Regions from separate parts of the Mus musculus genome. Here regions 2, 3, 4 and 5 are each linked to region 1. Evidence: chromatin loops called from intact Hi-C (ENCODE). Cell type or tissue: heart. All regions are shown on one strand.

What was found. Peaks named below come from ENCODE experiments on the same cell type or tissue, not always from the same donor. Only the 100,000 strongest peaks of a DNase experiment are listed, where the experiment ranks them.
Region 2: it touches region 1 in a loop (2.7-fold over the local background); 2 of 42 quality-filtered maps call a loop at or near these places.
Region 3: it touches region 1 in a loop (2.0-fold over the local background); 3 of 42 quality-filtered maps call a loop at or near these places.
Region 4: it touches region 1 in a loop (4-fold over the local background); 2 of 42 quality-filtered maps call a loop at or near these places.
Region 5: a loop joins it to region 1, with 3.0 times the contacts of the local background. A loop is called at or near these places in 2 of 42 quality-filtered maps.

Annotation. Positions count from the first base shown.
Region 1 is chr10:99,909,462-99,914,461 of GRCm38, reverse strand. It overlaps Gm35437 (a long non-coding RNA gene), which reads right to left. Exons shown (of 8, transcript XR_380747.2): 2 at 2,667-2,756; 3 at 1,262-1,349. Among named protein-coding and RNA genes, the nearest start is that of Gm35437, 9.0 kb to the right of the region's middle. In heart, no CTCF peak of the experiment used is centred here; no DNase peak of the experiment used is centred here; H3K4me3 peaks cover 779 bases; H3K27ac peaks cover 729 bases.
Region 2 is chr10:100,168,406-100,173,405 of GRCm38, reverse strand. No RefSeq gene overlaps it. Among named protein-coding and RNA genes, the nearest start is that of Gm35533, 27 kb to the right of the region's middle. In heart, a CTCF peak has its summit at 2,359 (motif pointing right); no DNase peak of the experiment used is centred here.
Region 3 is chr10:100,013,885-100,018,884 of GRCm38, reverse strand. It overlaps Kitl (kit ligand), which reads right to left and starts at 3,064. Exons shown (of 10, transcript NM_013598.3): 1 at 2,850-3,064. The coding sequence starts at 2,864. In heart, CTCF peaks have their summits at 209, 2,269 and 3,240; DNase peaks (open chromatin) are centred at 2,354 and 3,224; H3K4me3 peaks cover 3,181 bases; H3K27ac peaks cover 1,946 bases.
Region 4 is chr10:99,640,071-99,645,070 of GRCm38, reverse strand. All of the region lies in intron 1 of Gm20110 (predicted gene, 20110), which reads right to left. It also overlaps the pseudogene Gm18409. Among named protein-coding and RNA genes, the nearest start is that of Gm35101, 18 kb to the left of the region's middle. In heart, a CTCF peak has its summit at 3,088; no DNase peak of the experiment used is centred here.
Region 5 is chr10:99,837,350-99,842,349 of GRCm38, reverse strand. No RefSeq gene overlaps it. Among named protein-coding and RNA genes, the nearest start is that of Gm35437, 63 kb to the left of the region's middle. In heart, no CTCF peak of the experiment used is centred here; DNase peaks (open chromatin) are centred at 1,639 and 1,979.

The DNA.
Region 1 (5,000 bases):
AAGCTTCAAGGCTGCAGAATTAAAATTTGAAGTCAGTCTATGGCGTCCAGGATAAAAGGAAAGAACTGCATCAAAATAGACGAAATGGTGGAGAAACTTCAACTTTGCAAGAAGTTACCAAGCAATGTTGGTTTTGTAAATGTCAGCTGAAAAACTTATGGAGGTGCCAAAGGGTCAGCCCTGAAAACAGTCATCCAAGTTACATTACATGGATTGAACAGGTTATATTTAGTAAAACACACACACTCACACACACACACACACACACACACACACACACACACACACACACACACACACACACACACACATTCCCATGCACACACACATGCACACATTCTTGCATGCGTGCACTCTGGAGCATGCTCAATCACACACACACACACACACACACACACACACACACACACACACACACACCACACACACACTCAAACACACGCATGCACGCAGGCATGCATTCATGCAAGCATGCACTCTGGAGCATGCTCAGTGACAGTGAAAAAGGACGCTGTGACTTTGAAGAGTGGGGAGAAGCATATGGGAGGGTTTTGGGGGAGGAAAAGGAAGGGAGAAATGTAATTATATCATAATTTTGAAAATAAAATTTAAAAAAGGAAAAAAGTCTTAATTTTTGAGTTGATGTGCAATTGGTGTAATTGAGGAGACCTGATTGGGGGTGGGGAATGGGTCATTTTACCCCCGCTATTTGCTACAGTGTTCGTTGTAATAAATTTCTTGTGCTGCTCCCTCTTCATTTTCTCCTCTCCTCCCTGTCCTCCCCACCCCGCTGACCCCATATCTCTTGACTGTGTTAAAACCCGAACCTCAGTCACTAAGCTGGGCTTTGATTTCAAGTCGAGATTTTTTTTGTTCTGTTTTGTTTTACTCATCTGGTCCCAGAAGGAAAGAAATCGTTTAAAATGTCCACAAAGTTCCTCCTCTTCATCTCTTCTCGAGAGCCTCTCAAAATTGTGTAGCGAGGTCCCAGAGTGACCAGTGCTGGCTCTGCAAAGAACGAGCTTTGCTTAAGGAAAATGTTTATAGTTCACTCCCTGGCTTCTTCCAAAAATGGCTTTAAGCTACTTAGGTAATTGAAGAACAAGGAAAGCTGTTCTGTCCATGCAGAAGGTTTCGTTTCATTTGAAAACAGCAGTTTCTGCCGTTCCAGCTGGGTTGGGCTGATACTAGGTAGAAAATGCCGTCTATCCCGAGGAGCCAAACGTAACCAAAAGTCAAAAGATAAACATAATGCACTTACTACAGCGTTGCTGTCCACCCATTTGAAGACTGTCTTTACCCTCAGGGCAGGCACCGATATGTCTGTGCTTGATGCGGCGCTTGCTTTACTGATAAAGTTAAACAAACAGGAAATGAATCTTTAGAGCGTCTGTGGCAACGACAGTACATGTTCTCTGTCCAAATTGATCAAGCATAAACCAGAGAGAGATTTCCTTTCTGAACAACCAACATTTTTACATTTTCAATACGGTTTGCTTCGTTCTTTCAACGGAGCCAATGAATTAAAACGGCGTTTAGAGAGTTAATAACGTCTCCAGTCTAGAGCAAACACTGAATTTGAGTGTTGGGTGTGTTTGCCTAATGCTTTTCTGTATGTTTCTATTTTGTGGAACTTGCCATGTAAATGTAGGTCAAATGGAAAGATGTTTCTTTTGCTTTCTCTAAAGTCATTTTTAATTTCGTTTTCTTTTTATCTGTGCTATTTCTGCTTCCCTTGATGCTTAAGGTGCCAAAGTAGCTGAAGAATGTCAAAATATATTGCCCTAGATAAGTGTATTGCTAACTATTATTATACCATATAATTAAAAGTCCTGCTGAATTCTACAAAGATACTCAGTACAAATCTTGATAATAACTTAGGTCTTTTAGCTTCAGTATATTCTACATCCAACACCAATAGTCAATTCATTTCTATATAAAATAAAAATTGATTAAAACATTTAACTACTCTAAACTTATTGGGTATTAGCTCTTCAAGCTCTGCTACATATTTAATAAACATTATTTCACTTAAACAATAGGAAGTAATACTAACATTAAGGTCCAATGAAAAGTGGTAAGATTACTGAAGAACTCTATTTAGTAATATGACTTAATTCTTCTATAGATGGATCTAAGATGATATGTACAACATGGTACCAACTTTACAGAATAAAAAAATGGAATTTGGTGTCTTTGGGATTTCATAGACAATACATATCCATAGTTATTAAAGCTCTTAGTTAAGACTTTCTCTTTGAATGGCTACTATACCTACTTAACATTGTGCTAGTTCTAAGTCCATGATGATAATACGGACACATTTTACTAACCTATTTGCTCCCAAAGAATAGACAAACCATTTCAACATGGTGCCTCATAGTGGTGGTATCCTCAGGGATCTAGGGAGCCCACTGGCAAACAGCATCTATTTCATGGGTGTAGAATGTGTGGTGTGGAGAAAATAGTTTCTGAGAAGGGATGCCACCTGAACTGCAAGTTGAAGGATAAGTAAGAATTTCCATTGAAAAATACATTCTAGAAAGAAGGATAGGTGTGATCAAGCTTTGGACTCAAAGCCTACCTGACAAGTTCTAGGCTGCCCAGGTGTAGCCAGTAGGAACGAGAAGGATACAGTAGGGAAAAGTGAATCAGGAGAAGGGTACCTGGGTTTGCATCCTATGTTGTTTGAAGTTTTGTTCTGAAAGTGTTGGGAGTATTCAAGAGTCTTCAGGCCCAATCAATATCAGCAGATGCTGGAATGTTGTGGAAAGAGAAGGAAGAAAAAGGAATAAATATGAAGCCATTATGGCAAATGCAATAACATGACCCAACTAAATCATCAACCATAAGACTGGAAAAGAGAGGACAAAAGCCCAAAATATGAAAGTATAAAAATGAAAATATTTGGCAAATGACACTTGAAGAAATGGAGAGACAACTGAGGAATGTAGGATAACTTCCAAGCTTCTGTGGGCCTTTGGTGAATGCTAGATTTTGTGTAAAGTGAGAATCAATGAGATAGGACAAAATCAGCCACATACCTCATGCAGACTAGCCTGATGTGCCTTTAAAATAGGAAGTGGATCAATTCTATGGACAGTTCAAAAGAGCAAGTCTTGGCTTTTGAACTGTCCATAGAATAGCTGAGATGCCAAGAACTGTTCTAATACCTAAACAAGTCTCTGTGAATTACCTGGGAATGGATCATCGTCATTCTCTACTATGACCATTGTCATCTAGAATCATACACTTCAAATTAAATAGTGAGTTTGTTTGTAGAGTAAATGTTAGAGGCTTAGATTCCTGTGGGAGTCCACTATTTCATCTAAAGGCTAAGTGGCTGTTGAGGACTCCTTGCACATTTGAGCATTTGCCGAGGCTCTCGAAGTTGGCCCCATCCTCATCTCATTCATTCTCTAACATGATGTATCAAGAATGTAAGAGAGGATCCTCCATTTGGAGAGCTGGGTATGTAGACACTAGCGCTCAGTGTACTCAGTTTCTGAGCCTTTCCCATTAGTCGTTCCTTTTTGAGTGAGAATAGCTAGGGAACTCTAGAAGACACAGGTTTAGGCTCTCCTAAATGAGAGTTCGGGTTAGAAAGGGGTAACTTCTTAGATGTTTATCTTACCATGGGAGAACATTCATTGAGAGGACTAGACCATAAGGCAAACTGGATGAGAAGAAGGACAAAAGGTTGGCCATCAAGTATCATGCTCCACATTTAAGGAAGAAACCCAATGGCCAGAACAAAAGAACTCCTCAGCAGAGCTAGCATGGCCCGTAAGGGTCTCAGAGACACACAATGAGGGGATTCTGCAGCAAATAAGAGGCAGAGGGTGCTTAGAGATGGAAGGTAACATGGCAATTTCCTACCGTGCACATCCAATAGAAGAGTTGAGCAATCTGAGCCATGTCTACCAGCAGGCAGATAACTATGAGGCACACACCCCTCTGCTAATGCCCAGAGCTTATACAAGCACCCCACTCTCACACCTCAGTATTTAATCACCCTAGAGAGATGATATAGGAAGAAAGGAAGCATATGCCCTTAGATGAATCTTATAAATGATTAATATTTTTCCCTTAATCTATCCTAAAACAGACCTAACTAAAATATCTTTGAAGGAATGTTGGTTATACTGTCACATAGGGTTCAGGCTGAAAAGATTAATGTGGTTACAGAACTCAAAAGTAGGTAACTGTGGTGAACAGTGAACGTGACTCCAGAATTACTGTCAGGACATGGCAGCAGGCTGGAGGCTAATGAGTCATGGTGTGGAATTCTGCAAACAGATGGAAAGAATGTGGCATTAAAAAGAGTCATCCTGCAATCCCAGCACCTCGGAGCTGGGGGCAGGAGGTTTAAGTCCAGCCTGTGCTACTTGAGACCTGCTTTCAAACAGTCAAGCAAACACATACAAATGTGAATCTTTTGCTAGGAAACTTGGGGCAAATTAGTTGGTTTCACTGAGCTCTAGTGTCTTCCTATGTAACACGCCATATGACTCATCTTTCTAATATCTGCAAGCAAGATCTCTTTTATCTTATATTTACTTCTAACTGTTCTCAAAGTTCCTTTTTAAGTGTTAAATTTATTGGTGGGACCCATTAAGTCTTGAAGAGATGGATCAACTTTACTGTGCTTTTGTTTCTGTTTTGTTCTTACGACCAACTGTGGTTTTCAAAAATTACCTTTATTTTTCCCTAAATTTAAACATGTGATTTGAAGTTATTCTCTTCCATTTGCTTTCTTGGGCTTTGTCTTCTTCTAAGATCCTAAAATTTGATCTTATCTTCATTGATTTTCTTGATTTAAAAATATATTCATAAATATGAATATACTTCAGGATGCCATTTATTTGTAAATACAATTTTCATTCACCTTGGTACTAAAATATTTATATTGTGAAGCTAGAAACAGTTATAACCCCCAGTTTAACATAATTATAGCTTATTTTATTCCTTGGGTCTGATGTGTGACTTTTTATTTTTGC
Region 2 (5,000 bases), 260 kb before region 1:
ATTCTAACTTTATTATGTCTTTCTAGCAACTAAGATCATCTCTAAAAACTTTCTACCTAAAATTATTTGAATTAAATCAGGAATTCTGTAGATTCATTATCTATTTGTCTACATAGCATAATTACAAGATCTTTGTAGGTCTGTAGAAATCTGCTCAAAAGGGCGAGTCAGTACCTAGTGATTGTTACATACTCAATAATAACAAGAAAAGCATATTAATAGCAGGAATCTTTCCTCAGATACAATCTTCTTAGCCTTGCCCAGAGAAGCAAATTCATCATAGACTTAAGTCCATGAAGGAACTATCTCAGGAAGATCATCTGTTTGATTTTAGCTTCTCCTAAATGGTTCTTGGCAGTATGGAATTCCTCTTTTTGAGTTGTTGGCCAGTGGAGATATGTAGGTTCCCCAAACAGTGCAGGTTATTGCCTTTGCTCTTGGCTCTCCTACAAACCTTGATAGCAAGACTGTATTGCTGCCATGCTCACTGAGCCCTCTGAGCCAAGCCAAGCTGCCCTGAGCACCCTGCCGTCCCAGAAAGACCTTCATTCTCCTGCTACCTCTCCACCCACTTTCATTGGACCTGAGACTCCTGAAACATACAGCTCAAAGATATCCATCAGAAGCCTTCCACACCAGGATCAGCAAGGCTCATCCCACTCCCATACCTACAAAGAGAAGAACATCCAGGGTCCAAAACCAGATGGCTAAAGGCCCTTGAAAGAACACAATCAACAAAAGCCGGGGTAATATGACCCCTTCAAAGCACAGCTACCTTGCTATTGCAGGCCTTGGATATCTTAACACAACCCAAACACAGAAAATTACCTTAAATCCAATCTTATAAAGATGATAGAGGCCTTTAAAGAGGAAGCAAATAAATCCCTTAAAGACAAACAGGAAAATACAATAAAACAGGTAAAGGAAATAAATAAAATTGTGCCAAACCTGAAAGCAGAAATAAAAGCAATAAAGAAAGCACAAACTGAGGGAACATTGGAGATGGACAACCTGGGGAAGAGAACAAAAACAACAGATGCAAGCATCACCCAAAGAATACAGGAGATGGAAGAGAGAATCTCAGGTGTAGAGGATAGAATAGAAGAAATTGATATATCAGTCAATGAAAATGTTAAAGCTAAAAATTTCCTGACACAAAACATCCAGAGAATCTGGGACACCATGCAAAGACCTAACCTAAGAACAACAGGAACAGAAGAAGGTGAAGAGTCCCAGCTCCAAGGCCAGAAAATATTCTCAACAAAATCATAAAAGAAAACTTCTATGATTGCTGAATATCTGTCCAGGCCCTTCCAGTTTTTAGAGTCTTTGACCCAAAGAAAGAGATGCCTATAAACATACAAGAAGCTTATAGAACACCAACTAGACTGGACCAGAAAAAAAAAATCATCCAGGTACATAATAATAAAAACGCAAAATCTACTGTAAAGCTATGGTGAGCCTTAGCTTACCGGGGACTCCCTGAGTGAACAATGCAGAGCCGGGAATCAATATAAGAAGCAAGAGGAATTTATTGTTCTAACATGTTGGGCACACAGCTGCACATGGAGAGAGAAAATGACCATGTGAGTCCCGTCCAGCGAGCCCTTATACCATTCTCAAGGCAGCGGCCATTAGGCACAAGGTGATTGGCAGAACAGTGTGACTTCTAAATTGATTGGTCTTTAGGGAATGAGGTAGGTGAACAACGGTTTCGGAATGTGTCTACCAGCTCTGGGTCTCCCTACCCAAAGATGCAGCGGGCTGGTAGGCTGGTGGGCTGGTGGGCTGGTGGGCTGGTGGGCTGGTGGTCTGTCCCTCCTCCCTGTGGTCTGAGGAATGTAATTAGAGCCCCTCCCTTGCAGAGGGGAGGGTTGTCTATATTCTTTATGACTTCTCTTTTCCAGGAGGGGAGGAGTCCAGTGGAATTTTCTAAAGTTTCTGAGCTGACCTCTTCACTACAGAACAAAGAAAGAATATTAAAAGCTGTAAGGGAAAAGGGCCAGATAACATACAGAGGCAGACCTAACAGAATCATACCTGACTTCTCAACAAAGACTCTAAAAACTGGAAGGGCCTGGACAGATATTCAGCAATCTCTAAAAAAAACCACAGGTATCAACCTAGACTACTATACCCAGCAAAACTCTCAATCACCATTAAGGGAGAAACCAAGATATTTCAAGACAAATCCAAATTCAAACACTTTTAATCACTGTTTCTATTTCTTTAGGGTTGTGGGACTATAGTTCATGAAGCTCCACCTATAGCTGAGGAGCTACTAGCAATTAAAAGTTACTAAGGAACTAAAATCCTTTTTCTTCAGGGATATAATCCTGAAGAGGTTCCACATGCACCAGTAGGTGGCTCTACACCCATGCCCATATAGGCAGAACAAAGCCAACTCTGTGAGTTTAAAATGGAGCACATGAAATTTGAAAAAAAAAATGATTGGGGGATAGAGAAAGAACTGAAGGAGGGAAAGATGTGGGGGTGGATTTGATCAAAATACATTACAACCATGTATAAATATCTCAAATAAAAAATTGAAATTAAAGGATATACTGTTTCTGAATTGATTTGTCATAATTTAATGAGAAGAAAAATTTTTTGCAAAGTTCAATTTATTGAAGACATATGAAAAGAAAAATATCTATGCACACATCTATCAATTTAAAATATCTTCCAAAGAAAATTCTGGACATCTTTGGTATTTATTTCAAACATTTAAAGGAGTTGCAGCATCAGTTTCACACTATTCTGCTAGTACCTTGAGCCTGGGAGAGAGGAAAATTAGCTCTCATTCAGGACTGGGCACAGCAGTTACTTCTCAGCACTTTGCCCAGTTGTGAGTTTCTACATTCACTGTGGTCCACTGCAAACAGAAACTTTTCTCACCAAGGCAGAGAGCAACATGAATCAAATTGTTGGTTCCTATATGGGCTCTCTTGAGTTTATTCCACACCCCTGAGAGGTTCTTGGTGGTGAAATGATTCACAATTTTAGCATAGATTTTTTTTTAATTTCAAATACTTGGAAAGGCATCTTAGGCTCTCTCTCTCTCTCTCTCTCTCTCTCTCTCTCTTTAAGAATTATTTATTTTATTTGACATGTATGGGTGTTTTGTTTACAAGCATGCATATGTACCATGTGTGTGGGTGGTACCTGCAGAGGTCAGAAGGAACCAGATTCTCTGGAACTAGAGATATAGATAGTTGTATGACTATAGATATAGATAGTTGTATGACTATAGATATAGATAGTTGTATGACTATAGATATAGATAGTTGTATGACACAATGTAGGTGTTGGGAACAGAACCCAGGGCTTCTGCAAGAGTAGCATGTACTCCTAACAGCTGAACCATCATTTCAACACATTGGCAACCCCCATCTATTATATCACTCAGGAAACCTAGAATGCACATAAAATATAATGTTTGGAAAGATTTGGATAGGTCTATTGGTCATTATTGGAATTAATTTGCACTTACATTTAACACTGTATTTACATAATCATATGTAAAATAATGGATCAGATTAAAGTCATTAAGCAGAAAAAACAAGTTCTGGAAAATCTATATGCTATAATTTGATTTTTATTCAACAGCAAAAGATTTTTATGTATATGTATATACAAGACTAGACAATGTGTGGTCCACAATATGGAGACTAAAAGGCACATATGGGCAATTAACATTTGCATTAATTAAAACTAAGTTATAGTCATAAATAACAGGGAAACTTTAAAATACATAAACATATGCAAGTATAATTTGTCAGTTTATGATTTAAAATTGAAACCTAAATAAATAATAAATGCATAAAGTTTTTATTTTAAATTAATCGCCTCAGTCACATTAACCACAATACCATACTAAATAACATCAGATAACTTCTATCACTGTAGAAATTTCTGTTTGCCATTCCTGCATTAGGAAATTCTGGAAATTACACACTAAACTCACAGCATCAGGGCTGGAGAAAAGTACGAAGTGACCATTAGTATCTCACTGTACATTTCTGATCATTGGTTTATTTAAAACATATGTATGACTAAGCAGTTCTAACTAGGTAAAGTTGAACTCAAGTTTCCTGCATGACTCCTATGCTTGGGCTGTGTCTTTTGAAGCCTTGTTACAACAATTTCTCCTATTCTTTGTAGCCAAGGATTTGGCAAGACATTCAAGGCCTACAGTTGAAGTTTTAATCTTCACCAAGTGATAGGACACGCACATGATTGAGGAGTGATGTTCAAATACTTGAAAGATATGAAAACATGTAATTAAATTCTAACCTTTCCTATTAGGCTTCCCATCCCCATCACTCATAGCTGATGACAGAGCTGTGAACATTGTGGTTGTTCAGAGCTGTTTCTGTGTTTTACTAGTGGTCTTTAGTTTAGTCACTGAGGCATAGCTAGACCTCTGTTTCTCTTTTCTTTACAAAAATGATGCTAAAAAGAAATCATTCAGTCTTACCCTTCTGCTCTCTTTTATTACTTTATCAAGTTAATTTATGTATGAACTTGCTCCAGGAAACTACAGGTCAAAGAATTGTAAGATAAATGATACATACAGAAAATGCCCCTGCCTCCTCTCATCTGGTCTCGCCTCCTGAACAAAATATTCGAAACAAGAACCTTGGATCCACTGATGTTGCCTACCTAGATGCTACTTAGAGTCACACATCTCCTGTGACAATGTTATGACTCCAAAGAACTACAGAGTAAATATGGGTCTAGAAACCTAAGTGCAATACATATTATTCTGTAATGTTCCCTAGAGAAAATTGGAAATACACATTTTCACAAAGGAAAGAACAGGTCTGTTTAAAGAGTTGCACACAACATACAAATATGTAAAGCCCATGCAGGGTCAGAACTTTTTAAAAGCGCATGTAGAAACCAAAAGACTGTAATTTTAGTACATTTGGTAGAGGATCGGCAGCTGATACCAAAGCTACACACCACCAGAGCAAAATCAAGAAATTTCACCTCTT
Region 3 (5,000 bases), 100 kb before region 1:
CACACACACAGACACAAAGAGAAATCTCAAAAATACAAAACGCATTCGGCATCACAAACTTAAGACATACATTGTTGCCCCCCCCCCCCCCCCCCCCCGTTGCTCCTTGGGACTTGTGTGCTTATTTCCCAAATACTGAAGTCCATCCCTGGTGCTAAAGTAAATCAAAGAGTCATCCATCAAGCCCCAAGTGGCTGCTGATGGAATTTTCACACTTACTTAGCTTGACTGAAGGCTCAAAATGTCCCGGTGTCCCCATTATTCTTTCAAAGCTATCAAATTTAAATTAAAATCCCTTAAAATATTAACATTTCATTATTTTGTATTTACTGGGTAATGAAAAGCATATTGAACGGGGGTGGGGGTTATAAGGGAAGTTGGTATTGATCCCATATTTACAGTAGACTATTTTGTAACAATAGATTCTCCTCTCAGGCAGAGATAACATCAGATTTTAAAAGCAAAGAAGTCTGGATCTTGCTTGTGTCCAGTTCCCTTACACTATTCTCTCTCTACACATTCAGAGTGGCCCAGAAATTTTCTTTGCATCTCTTGGATTAGGAGATTTGACCATAGGAAAGAGAATGTAACCCCCTCCCTCACTGCAATGGGTTATTTTATTGATTTTTTTGAGCTCTTTCCAGTGTCTTCTTTTTCAGGGACAAGAATGTGAATTTCTAGAAGTAGCCTTAAAGGAAACCTTGAAGGTCATTAGATTCCACACAATGAATGCCTCCATTCAATAAGAGCACTGCCCTCTTTTTGCCTACAAACCCTTTATCAGCAGCATGCCCCCCCCCAAAGGGCCTGCACTTTAACTTGGTCCAAACAGGTCACATTTCTAAAATACTTAACTGTCTCAAATATCTCTGGTCGGCAGCACTGAGTCACTACTGCTGCCACCTCCACAGTGTTTCGGGCTAGATCGACCTCTTTCTAGTTTTCAATGGAATTATTCCATGTAATCCTATTTACACAGCCATTTAATCAAAGCGGGAAAAGAGATTACAGGGCTCGCGCTCGTTTTGCAAAGAGGGCGCAGGGATCATCAATCCTACTGACTCTCAACTGCTCTCTGCTTTGGCGTGTTGGACATTAACCTTGTCCGTCTCCTGTTTTCTTGTTTAAATAAGAAGACTTGGTTGGACTCTCTTCCTGTACCAGAGGCTGCTGCACTCAGAGCCGCCACCATTATTCATGTGAGCGGATGCTACTTTTAAAAAAAGGAATAGGTACCCCACCCTTGTTTATTATTCCACCAAGCAGAAGGCATGTACACACCAAGCAATCACGGCGAAACTTTTCTTTGTTGCAGAAACCCTTAACATCCTCATTTCAAGAGCAGGGATTTGAGGTGTGATGCTTTGGGGTAAAACTAACCTGCACGCAGGGCCAGATACCTGCCTTCCCTTTCTCCTGAGCCTGACTCAGGGCAGCTGCTCTAAGCAGAACACCTCCAGGATGCCAGGCCATGCTCCCTCCCCCTATCTGTTTCCAAGCCAGGAAAAGGTGCTTTATTCTTGCTGTTTCCTCATGGGTCGGTATCCCAGCCTAGATAGCTATTTAAAATAAGACGTCCTATGAGTAATTTAATAAATTACCTCCAACACACTGATGCCTTCATCAATGCTGAAAATGAGCACAAAACCTCCCATCCCATCCCCTTCCATACATTTCAGAAATTTACATCACCTATAGAATGGAGGGAGCAGGGCACCTGAAAGAACAGCTTTACCCAACCTGCTGCAGACAGAACACTTCAGAAAGGAAGAACCATGAAGAGGTAGCAACCGCGAGGGTAGAGGGTAGAAAGAACTATAGAGGAGAAAGAATTACTACAGTGGCTCTTTCCACACATACACCCTCCCCCGTCAACGAAGAAAAGACATAATTGTACCCCCGGGCTATGTTTTATGCATAAAGCGCAATTTAGAGACCCTGGGCATTATCTCAATAACTATCTTTAGGAGGTGCACATTAAAAAAAAAAGGAGAAGTAGGAAGAAGAAGAGGGAGGAGGAGGAGGAGGAGGAGGAGTAGAAGAAGAAGAAGAAGAAGAAGAAGAAGAAGAAGAAGAAGAAGAAGAAGAAGAAGAAGAAGAAGAAGAAGAAGAAGAAGAAGAAGAAGAAGAAGAAGAAAAGAACTTTTGCTGTTCTGTAATGGGAGAGGTTGTCTTGTCATGCAGTGTGGAAGTACTACTACTCCATCTAGAGCTTTCTGGAGGGCCCACCCAGAGCTGTGAACCCGGCCGACACCGCAGGCTGCCAAGTTTTCCCCGCCTGCCGGGCAGGTTCTGCACCCCGCCTGGCGCTGCCGCCTAGGAGCTCTGGGTTGGCTTCGCTCCAGCGGCTGAGCCCGCGTCCGCACCGCGTCCCGCGCCCACCTGGGGACTGCACAGATAAATCTGCCTGCGAGAGCGAGCGAGGGTGGCGCGTGGGAAGCTGTTTCATAATCTCCCCGAATCCACGGGGAAAGACCTCCGGTCCAAAAAAATTAAAAAATTAAATAAGAAACCCAAGCCTTCCCGGTGATAACTCCAACACCCAGGCGGAGGAAGCGTAGCCTGCATCGGCGGTTTGCCACTGACAGCTTCAAACTTCGCAGCTGCGGCTGCAAACTTGCCACAGGCTCACTCTCAGCCCTGGCTCTCCCCAGCTCCCGGGCTCACCCCTGGGGCGGCGGCTCGGGCTCTCACACCACGCCTGTCTCTCCCACACCCTCCTGGCTCACCGGGAGGGCGCAGCCCCACATGGCCTGGTTGCCGGTCCCAGAGCGCGCCGGGCTCCCCGGGGCTCCCGGAGCGATTTTCTTGGAAAGCTTCCGAGCTCCTCCCGGGCGTGCCCTACTCACTTGTGTCTTCTTCATAAGGAAAGGCAGCGCTGCGATCCAGCCCAGGCAGCGGTGTGGCGACTCCGTTTAGCTGTTCTGGAGCTCCAGCATATTGCACCAGCAGCGGCTGCAGATAGTCCCAGCATTGGGTAGCTCGAACGCAGCGCCCCGTCCTTGGCCGTTGCTTTCCCGCGGCACTCTCGGTCCCGGTGACAGACAGCAAATGAAGCCCCGGCTGCTGCGCCGCCAGCGCTTTTTATACAGCTCCCTCCCGCCCGCCCGCCAGCTCCGGACACGCCTCCTTCCCTTCCGGAGCCTCGGGGAGGAGAGCCGCGCACCGAGTCCAGGCTGGGAGACCCGGGAGCGCGCTGAAGGGCGGGGATCTTCCCAGAGGTTGGACCGATCGAGCCTGGTGCGTCCCCTGTCTGGGTACTGGCCAGAGTCCCTGAGGCACCGGGAGTCTCGGATGCCGCTGAGCAACCTGCAGTAGCTGCCCTGTGCCCGGCTCCCCAGTCCGCAGCAAGCTCACCAGCACTGTCCGGGTACCCTCGTTGCACCGCGCACAGTGGAGAGGGTCCTGGCTCAGGAGCCGCGTGGTCGGATAGACTTCACTTGGTTCTTTTCCCCTACCTCGCCTCAGGGAAATAGAACCAACAACCAAAAAAGTTTAATTACAATCCCATTGTCTTAGCTAGTTTTTCTCTTCTCTTCTTTTCTCTTTTCTTTTCTTTTCCTTTCTGTTCCGTTCCTTTCTCTTCTTTCTTTCCTTCCTTCTTCCTTCCTCCCTTTCCTTTTTCCTTTTGTTTCTCCTCAGTTACTTTAGTGAGAAAACAAGTGACTCAGGATTAAATGGTACTAAAGGAGATGCTGTTTTCAACAGTTTACTACAGAGCCTTTGGAAAACAAAATTGAAAGAAAAAGATAGCTTACTAACTGCGGGTTGTTCTCACAGAAAGGGTTTTGAAAGGTCCACTTTCAGATTAGGAAAGTTTGTAAAAATCAGAAAGCGAACAATGGCCATAGTAACACATCTCATAACATTATGTGATGGATCTTTTATTACGTAGTAGGTGTTGTGCAAGAACTATTCATAAATTATCTCTTTTGCCCATAGGCCTAGTGTGTGCCTGGTGAGTGAGTGAGTATGTGTGTGTGTGTGCGCGCGCGTGCATGTGTGTGTGTGTGTGTGTGTGTGTGTGTGTGTGTTTTCCATGTTATAGATTAAGAAATAGCCTCAAGAGGTTAATTCCCCCCCCCAAAAAAACCCCGAGAGTTGTGATTCAAATCCAGAACCTTGGACATACTGCCCTAAAAAAAAAATAATATGCCAAATAAGAATGTTCTTTTTCTCGAAGCCCTTCAATATTTTTAAAGGTAATTGAGGAAAACGAAAAGGCATTTTGTTATTTTTATAAGGAAAATATTAGCCTCAAATCCCCATCAGTAATTTTTTGGAACAAGTATGCTGTCCAGTCATTCTTATAAGAGAGGAGTATTCCAAATTTGGTTTGAGAAGCTCACTTGCCATTGTTAAAAAACAAACAAAACAAAAAGTTAATATGCCAAACTCCCTTTGCTAGTTGCCTACTTGTGCTGCGAGAATTTAACTCAGAATAAATGTTGTAAATGGTCACATGTTCATCTTACTGTTGAGGGTCAAAAGTCCAAAATGGCTATTGTTGAGGGAAAACCAGCTGTTGCCAAGACTGCATTCCTCTCCGCAGGCTGAGTGAGAGAATTCATTTCCTTGCCTTTCCCAGCTTTGAAGGCTGCCCAGGTTCCTACACTCACAGCCACCTTTATCTTCAAAGCCAGCAATGTTGAACTAAGTCTCCTATCAGACCAATCTTACCTACTGGTCTGCCTCCCTGTGCCACTTCTAAGGGATTGGGAAATTGCATTGGTTTACCTGATGATTGGTGATCCAGAAAAAAATATGTCCCACTTTAAAGGCAATTGTTTATCAATCTGAATCCTGGATTCTTGACGGAAGTGCTAGGGAGCATATATAACAGATGCCAAGCACGAGGAAGGACATGGCTACTTTGGAGCTGATATCCTGTCTGCTGCACTCATCTGCAACTTTGTGGAGGGAAGTCTGTGCTGCGAGCTCCCAACTAGAACAGTAATTCCTTCAGTTACAAGATTATTACATTTTGGTGTGGGAGACCA
Region 4 (5,000 bases), 270 kb after region 1:
TTTTCTTCCCTGAAAATCGGGTTTGATATTGAGGGCTTATGAAAATATTTTGGCACTTAACATACAGCCAAGGATATCTAAAAACTGTCATCCAGCATTGGCTACTAATCGTACAGAAGTATTTCAAATATGCAGTGGTAGAGCCTCAGCAAAGGTGTTTCCAAAGAGGTTTACCCTTACCCGAGGAGGGAAGACTGAACAGCTAGGATTACAGCCTAAATACGGTTAAAATGTTTAATGGTGGTAGGGTATAAAATATCTTCCCAGTAGATTGCACAAAGGCAAAGAATGAGCAGCCAGTGTGTTTAACTGCTGAGCCATCTCTCCATCCCAGGTTCAATAACATCTTAATTTAAATATTTACTTCTTTTTCTAAGTTACTACTTTCAGATATAATAAACCAAGGAGTGAAGTTTGCACTCTCTATTAGTATTCTTGCCTTCTAATATCCACATAGAATATTTTCCTGTTCATATTCTAGTCAACTGGTGCTTCGCTTGGTCAAAACTACATTTTCTGACCATTGAAAAATCAAAGACATATCCATTATCTTAATCTAGGGTCTAAGTTTTTGTTACTATTGTTTCAAATTGTCACAGTTATTTCATTTCAACTATGAAGATGGATGACTTCACAGCGATAACTATGAGATAAGTAATCAGTCATTGTCGAGCATATGTATGAATTTTGCATAGCAACAAATCTTATGCACAGAAAAGAGTAAAAATTGTTCCCAGGATTTTTTTCCATTATTTTATTTATTTATTCACTGTACATCCCAATCACAATCCCCCCTCCTCCCGGTCCCCACACACATACAGCCCCTCCACCCATCCCTCTCTTCTCCTCTGAGAAGGAGGAGGATACTAGCCCCTCTGGCACATCAACTCACTGCAGTACTAGACACATCCTCTCCCACTGAGGCCAGACAAGGCAGCCTGGTTAACAGAACAGGATCCACAGGCAGGCAACAGAATCAGGGACTGCCCTGCTCCAGTTGTTGGGGGACCTGAATAAATACCAAGCTTCCTGTCTACTACATATGAGCAGGGAGGCCTAGGTCCAGCCCATGCTTTCTCTTTGGTTGGTGGTTCAGGCTCTGGGAGGCCCCAAGAGCCCAGGTTAGTTGACTCTACTGATCTTCTTATTGAGTCTCTATCCCTTCCATTTTCCTCAATTCCTCCGCCAAGTATTCCGCAAGATTCTCCAAGCTCCGTTTAATATTTGGCTGTGCTTCTAGGATTTAATATACTTCTTACAGCCCGAGTTATAAAGGATGAACTAGATTCATTCCTGTGTTTTAAAATGATTCCTCCATCTTTCTGGCCAGTGGCAAACCTTTGGTCTTCAACAGCAGAGTATAATTGTTGCGGTTTGGGTATAGATTTCTATGCTGCCTTTGCTTCATACAGCTTTGGGTCCTGGGGCTTCTTTTTTAGTCCTTGGTTCTTCATGGACCACATAAGAGTAACCATAACTCATAACGTATAGGCTCTCTGAAGAAATTAAGATTCAATTCAGAAAAAACATGAAATATGATCTTCAAAACAGAGTAAGCCCAAAAAATGTAAGGTATTACTATTAAGGTGGCAATTATCGTATTACAGCAACATAACACACAACGTGTTATACATAGTAACAGAAGTGTATAACATACACTACAGAGGCACAGTACTCACATATATGATATATACCAGGCTATGGTACATATGCATATACTTAAGTTCATGCACGCACATATGCATGCACTCACGCATAGACACACAAACACACACACACACACACACACACACACACACACACACACATGTCTGTTCCTCAGAATCTGCAAGGAAATAATTCTAGTTCATTCCCCTTAGGCCATCAAAATTTGAAGCTCTTTAAATTCTTTATTTAAATAATATGCTATTTGTATACAACCTACCCACATAGTCCAATATACTTTACTTCATCTCTGCATCATTTCTAATGCCTAATACAACACAAATGCTACGTAAAAGTTATTACCACCTAGGGAATAATCACAAAACGTGTTTTTTCATATTTAATAAACACACAGTTGTTTTACAAATACTTTTGCTCTTTAGCTGGTTGAATCTAAGGCTACAAAACTCACAGGTAAATAGGGTAGATAGTATTATGTGTATATCATGATATATGCATTATTTGTAAATAATATATTCCTAAATATAGCATATGTTATTGTCATGTATGTAATTATACTGATGTGACTATTATTATAACCCCCTTCTTTCTGTCCTTACACATACAGAAATATGGCATCAAAAGGGCTACTTGATAACTTAAATTCACCTTCATTGCTGCATTCCCAAAGTTAAAGTGATAATAATTAACTGTCAGATATTTTCCCGCTTTCAACCAGTAGCTCTAGAGAGCACACACCCTCATGCAATAAATTTGATTGGAAACTGCATCATAAAAGATGATGCAAGCCACTTTTTTCTTCCTGATAGTTGAGAGTTTCTAACTGCCTGAAAATGGGCGTCAGGTTCTGCCCTTCATTGAGTGTGTCTTCCATTCCTTTATTTCAGAATGCAGTTTAAGATGTTGATGTCTGCAACCATATAAATAAAAACCTGAGTCCCTAGCCTCACAGGTAGGTATGCCTACAAGGAAGCTTCTAGTTTGTTGCCTTTGTAGTTCTCTCCTGTTCTTGCACCCAGAAGGGTGAGTATATGTGGTTGCAAGCACGGACACCATTTTTGAAACACTTTTTTTTAAAGCAAACAAACAAAATCCACTTATTATTCACTTATGTTCGTTTGATCACTACCTTCTGGGACTTAAACCCCTTCACCTGGAGTTTAATGAACACTTCCTACAAAGGAAAGAATTAATGGCTAACCATACTACAGAGAAGTTAGCTTATTTTAAAAATGTCATCCTCTTTGTAATGCAGATCTATGTATATGGACCTCTCTGGGAAAATACAAAGATAATAAGCAAACGAAGGTCAGCATAGTGAATGGGGCGAGTTTTCTCTTCTGGGTACCAGCCAACTGAAAACACTTCCGTCTGCTTTGCAGCGCCAGAGGAAGCATTCTCATCTTCTGCACAAGAAGGACGACTAGTGGTCAAAGGGCGCGTTCTCCGTTCGAAGTTAGAGCCTGCACCCCACAGAACTGCAGTGCAGTCGGCTTTTCTGGTCCTTAGTTTCCATGTATCACTGAGGATAATGAGGCCAGGAAGAGGAGAAGGAAATTAATTACTCAAGGTTCTCTGGATATTTTGTGTCAGATCCAGGTCTTTTTCTTCGATTTAATTTTCTTTGGTTGCGAAGGTGCCGGGTAAGATAATTAGACCAAATTCCTTTGATAGAATTTAGAATTTGGGTTTTTTTGTGAAAGGACGAGTTTTAACCAGTGTGGGAAACAAAAAGAGTAAGAACTTGAGAATAGCTTGGTTAAAGAATTCTAATGAAGATTTCTCTTAGTTTCTGACAGTCTCGTGACTCTCTGAAAAGATGTATAGTCTGTGTATATTCTGTCTTGCGCATGTGCTCTGAGACATCTTCAATGGAGTCATTGTTGAGCAGGTAAGTAGAAACTTAACCAAGTTCTCAGTCCTTTACTCTACACACACAATCATCTCATGAACCTCATAGCCAAAGACCTACATACCTTGGCCATAACTGAACGCTGTCATTAATGCCTGATTCTGGAAGTAGTTGTGTACCAGCAAGCTCCTGAGTTTTTGTTAAATTTAATACTTTCTCTGAAAACTTGGAAGAGTTAATAGGCGATGTGTATATTTAGAAGGAATTGTTTAAAGTTCAGAGCTGAACCAAAGATCTCTGCGACTCAGCTAAGCATTTTCTTTTCATCTCTGAGTGATTCTTAAGTCTAACTTGAAACGACCCTGTGGGCAGAGGACTCCCACACAAGAGAAAAAAAAATCTTCCTTGAGGTGAGAATGCAAAAACAATACAGAGTGTCAAAGGAGAACTGAGAAACGTCCCCTTGAACCAACTGAACTGAGTCATTAGCCAAGAACGGTTTGTGAATGAAGGAATTCTGGTATTTCTGACCTCCCACTCAACGACATCCCAAACTTCATTCTTTTCTTGTTCACAGCTTCCAAACACTGTCTCCACAGTAACCATACTCTCAAGAAAGAACAACACGTGCAAACGTCTGAGACGATGATGTATTCACCGTTAACTTTAGTCTGGTGGGCTGCTTATTTTTGAGACGGAGTCTTGCTATGCAGCCCAACTTAGCCTCCAGCTCAAGGTATGTCGGCCACCTGAGTGCCGGGATTACATATGTGTGTTACTACAATTTTCTCTATGAATAACTTTGAAGAGTACAAAATTCCACAGGTTTCACCAAGCACAAGGAAAAGTCTCCTGGGAGAGATGACTGTAGAAGGGAACTCTCACAGTAGAAGATACTGGACTTGGTGCAACCTGTTCCATGCATGAAGCTTCTTGTATACTCATTTGAAAATATTCTTCTTCTATGAGAAGTAGCAAGCACTACCAACTCCCTGCCATATAGCAATGGTAAATGGCCTGTCCTACATGAAGTGCTGGTGGTAGCTAACTGTTAGGAGAATGGACTTAAGCACTTCTCAACATGAAGCGTATCCAGTGTGCCTTGAAGTATACTGGATGTTGGCAGCATCAGGAAAACAAGGCCTAGAGTGTGGACCTGTAGTGCTAGTTACTCCAGAGGCTGAGGCAGGAGGATTACAAGTTGAGCTTGTGAATCTGGGCTACCAGAGAGTACAAAAGTGGCCTGGGAAATTAACAGGTTCCATTTCTAAATTTTAAAATGGCTGGTTTATAATACAGTGGTAGAACACCTATACAGTACACACAAGGCCATGGTTTAATCTACAATTGAAAGGAAGAAAGGAGGGGGGAGGGGGGAAGGAAATCATTCCAATATATTCAGCAGTCGAAACTAAAGGGAGAATTTGAGTGCACTGCTTGGCACACTTAGTACCTGCTTTTCCAGCAGAATTGTTGATAACAT
Region 5 (5,000 bases), 72 kb after region 1:
AAAATTCCTTGGATGGGTGTGGTTTCGCCTCTGTAATACAAGTGAGGAGACTCTGCTAGTTGCTGAGGTCCATACATGCAAAAAGCTAAGAAGCTCTGGCATCTCCTCAGGGGACTTGGGTTCTTAGGCATGCCATAGGATGTCATCTGAAAACGCAATCTTTCTCCTGGGGAGGAATTTCCAGAAAGCCAACTGGAAGGACAGGAGTAAAGCAGGAATCAGACACTTTGTCCCATAAATGACCAGAGAATAGTAAGGTTTTTTCATTGGGGTCTTTATAACAACTCAGCTGTCATAGGAAAAAAGCAATACATGGACGATGGGCAAATGAGCATGATCTATTCTAAAACGCTGCATTCATAGCCCCTGACATTTGCATTTGGTTTCATCCTCACATGTTACAATCTATTATTCCTTTACACTAATTTTAACGTTAAAAAGGGAAAGCGGTTTTTAGATAGCAAGAGCATACGTTAATGGTCAAAGCTTCGAATTTCAATCGTCGCTATAGTTTGCTGTCCTCTGTTCACAAACTACAGAGTCTGTGCCCCGATGAAAGGCAGCGTGGCAGTTCTGCAGGCAGTCCAAGGCATTGTAAGCAAAGGAAGTAGCAGTTGGCAGAGACATAAGTAGGTGACCGAACAGGACTGCTTTGAAGAGCCATAAACAGAGCCATTGGCATTTAGGGCTGGAGGGGGGTGGAAACACAGGCAAAGGAACAGAAGATTCCTGCGAGCCCATGCTGGGAATTTGACCTTCACTGTGTGGGCAGTTGTGTGTGTGTGGGGGGCGGGGGAGTCACTGTGGAATTTGTGGTTTACATTTTGAAAGTGTCTCTCTAGTAGCAAGGTGAGAAACTGACAAAAGTCACTCTAAAGAGATGGAAGGAAAGGCAGGAAAGCACTTAACAGCTCCAGCTAACACTTACCAACTCCAGTAGTTGAGCCAAAGGCCATGTGAATGGGCTGAGTCATCTGTCCTGTCTTCCCCCTACCCATCATGTCCTTTCTAGACTCAGTACCATTTCAGATGATATTTCTGTCTCTGGAATTCCTTTCCTTCTTTCGTCACTTAAACCCTTCTACCCTTCTGAGTTCCATTCTGTCGTCCCGTCTCTAAGAAAACCTGTGCTATAAGTCGTCTTACACAGGAGGACTTAGCTTCCTTAATAATCGTACTTGGGACATTGGCTACAAGTAGTTCTGCTGTGCCAGACCATAAAGCCACGTGCCTACCATATTACCTATGGCTGCAGTATTTACATTAGAGAGAAGCTCAGTCAATAAGCAGAGAGGGCATGAGGTCAGAAGGGGATAGTTACCACACAGAAACTGACTGGGATCACTTGACTGAACGGTTGACAAAGAGAGAGACCACTCACAAAGGGGATTTCCTAGATTTGCCTCAAAATATTGAGTGGGACAAACAGAGAGAATGCAAGACAGAGATCAGTTTTGAAGCAGTTGTGGAAATGACTTTGATCATGTCATGTCTCCCAAATGATACTTGAGGAGGTTCATCAGTAGACTGGTATCTGTTTCCCACCACGAGAACACAAGTCCTGACACTGGCAGACGCAACAGCACACATTCATAACTTGACCTCCTGCTTTGAACTCTTTCCAGGAAGCACGTGCCCCAAGAGTCAGAATTCCCTTCCAGAAATACCCTTTTCCTTGTGTGTTCTGCCTGCTTCCAATACTGAAGAAAACATCTGTGCTCTCCACTTAAACCGCTAGCCTAGCCGCTTTTTGCTAATTCACCACTTTTCCCATAGCCCCTGACTTCCCGCCATGAATATTCTCTGATCCAAATAGCACCTCATTTTTCGTTCATTTCCACTGTTTTGTTCCTTTTCTACATGCTTTTCTACCCTGCTTCCCGTTTTCTTTTTTGGCATGCCCAAAGCTCATCTTCCTGTAGAAGCCAATTTAATGTCCATCTCTTCCTCAGTACTTCCTGAGGCCTAGTACATAATCCTTTGTCCCCTTCCTTGAATTGTCTTAACCCGCATGGACCTGTTGCTCTGATAATAATACTTCCTTCTGCTCTGGGGATGTAGCTCAGTCACAGGCCTTACATAAGGAGCCCATAGATTTGATCCCTAGGATTACGGTATCATAGCATGTGGGCTTTATAAAATATTATACCCAGAACCATTGTTTTACAATTATGAATTATTGACTGAGCTAAAAGTAAGTTTCAAACTCTTTGTACTTTAAAATATACAAATAACCAATTTGAAAGGGCTATTGCATGACTAATAAGAAATCACATGTGTTTGTGCTACTCACCTCATATTATTATCATCATTAGTATTTGTGTTTCTAGAAAATTTCCTCTAGTCACATTACCACCTCAGTAGCAATAGGTCTTTTTTTTTTCTCACACATAGATTTTTATCTGGAAATTGTTTTATCTTGTGGCTTGATTCCACTTGCTAGGGTGTGTGTGTGTGTGTGTGTGTGTGTGTGTGTGTGTATTCCACATCCTTTCAGAAGAGTCATCTAAAAGCCAATGACCCTGGTTTTTATTTAATCAGAAGTCAAGTAAAAATATATTGAGCATATAAATCACTTGAAATTCCATATTATCCAGTAAAAGTTGAAGATACATTGCCCTGCCTGTAAAGATTTAATGTTTGGCAAGGAAGCCCTAAACATGTGGCATAGAAAAGAAAATGAGCTGAATCTTGATTTGGAAAAACCCTACTTGTGGCTACCAGATCCGTGGGCTTAGGTTTGTCATTCAGTGGTGAGGTCCAGGGGGTTGTTTATATCAGGAAGTAATAAGATTTACTCTGAACAGATTTGGGAGAAAGATTAACATGCGTGATCTGAGAGAATGGGAGGAGGTTGGGGGTTAAAAGCTTAAGCCAGGATGCTCAGGAAGATGAGGAAAAGAAGAGGCGGTGAGAACCTAGTCAAAACTAGAGGTGATTACCAAAGACTTATTAGTTGGTAATGTAATTAAAATATATTTTTTATAATTAATTTTTGAGAACTTTATGCATAATTACTGAATTTACTTGATTTACAACCCTCCCTCTTCCTATTACAACTCCTTCTGTGTTCCTCTCTCTCAAACTTACCACCTCTTCTTTAATTATATGTGTATGTATATATTATATATGATGTGTATATCTATTATATATATATGTGTGTGTATGTATATGTATATGTATATGTATATGTATATGTATATGTATATGTATATGTATATGTATATGTATATGTATATGTATATGTATATGTATATGTATATGTATATGTATATGTATATGATGTATAACCTGCTGAGTCCATTTAATGTTTCTTATACGTATTTGTTTAGGGCTAACCTCTGGGGATTGGGTAACTCATCAAAGACTCATGCATAGAAAAGTTTGATTCTCCCTCTGTTAGTAACCATTAATCACTTATAATTCTTTCTGTAAGGGTAAGGATTTGAGACATTTCCCCAGACACCCTGGCACACGAAGTGATGCCATTGCACAAGTTTTGTTTCTGTGACTTTCTCTCTGAGATTTCATGGTCAGCTTCCCTGCCACATATGGAAGACACTATCCCACAGCCAACTTTCTGGTCTTCTGGCGTTTACGATTCTTTGTCCCTGTCTTTTGCAATATTCTCTGACTGGGAAGTGTAGGGGTTGGGCTGTGGATGTATTACTTGGGGTTGGGCACCCCATGGTCAGTTCTTCTCTGCCTTCTGACCAGTTGTGGATTTCTGGGGTGGTCTTCACCTGTGGTAAAAGGAAACATCTTTGCTGGGAGATGAGTGCTATAATTATGGTTGTTATAAGGACCAAAATCTGGAGTGCAGTTAGAAATTATACTGGTTCAGGAAAATGGCAGCAGTGGGCTCTCCTCTAGGGTCTGTGACCACCCTAGCCATGAGGAGTTAATTTGCAGTAACCATGGAAACTAGGGAAGTTAAAAAGTGACCATGAGGGTCAGGTAGGAGTGGGTGAGGGGTGGGGGTTGGTGGAAGGGTGTGTGTGTGTGGGAGTTCTACAGAGGGAGATAGAACATAAATGTCACCAGATTGGAAATGAGAAAAATGGGGGCAGAAAATTTGATTGGGATGGGAGAAAGAAGGTAGCACAAAGGGAAAGAAAGGAAAGAGAGATAAAGAACAAAAAGACATTTAAGAGAGACATGGGGAAACATTTTCTATTTACTTAGAATACATTAGATATAACTAATATATATATTTATATTTTATATTTATACTTATATGTTTTATTTGCACATGTATATATTAACATGTACAATTTATATATAAACAATGTATATTAATAGTTTATGTTTGTATTATGTTTTATTTATACATGTATACATTAACATATATAATTTATACATAAATAATATATAATATATAAATATGCGTACATTTAAATGAAGGTATATCATTTGGCATCTGGGGTGATAATGCTTCCCACAAGAGCCTTAGACTATCTAGCGAAACACTCAGTGCGAGACATGGGAAACATGCCTTTGAGTTGTTGGTCACAGGAGTAAAAAAGACTCTTGGGAAAGATATGTTATTGCGTGGATCTCAGAGAGCTCGCATAAAACAGCATGAATTCTAGGACACATGCGCATTGTAAGACTTGTAGAAAACCAAGAGAAGGAACAGCACAGGCAAGCTGAGGAGTGACATCATGACGAGATGTCCCTGGTAGCTGTGTGCCTCCTGTCCTCACAGGAATTCCAAGGAAGGGGCAAAGTCTGAGAGTAGCTTTTCTATTAGTGCTTCTGGCTCCCAGAGAGATACTTGTAATTCTATTTGCCTTCTTAATATACCATTTGTCTTACTACTAACATCCTCGGCATACCTTGAATATATATGGACTGTCTAAACACAACAACTGCCAGAAAGCATCTTTATTTATAAATTCAATTTAACGGTAACACATCAAAGATTTCTTGATGGATTTCACTTTTCCCTCACACCATGGGTCTGCCTTCTTAAATTTTGAAAAACATTCTTTCTCTTC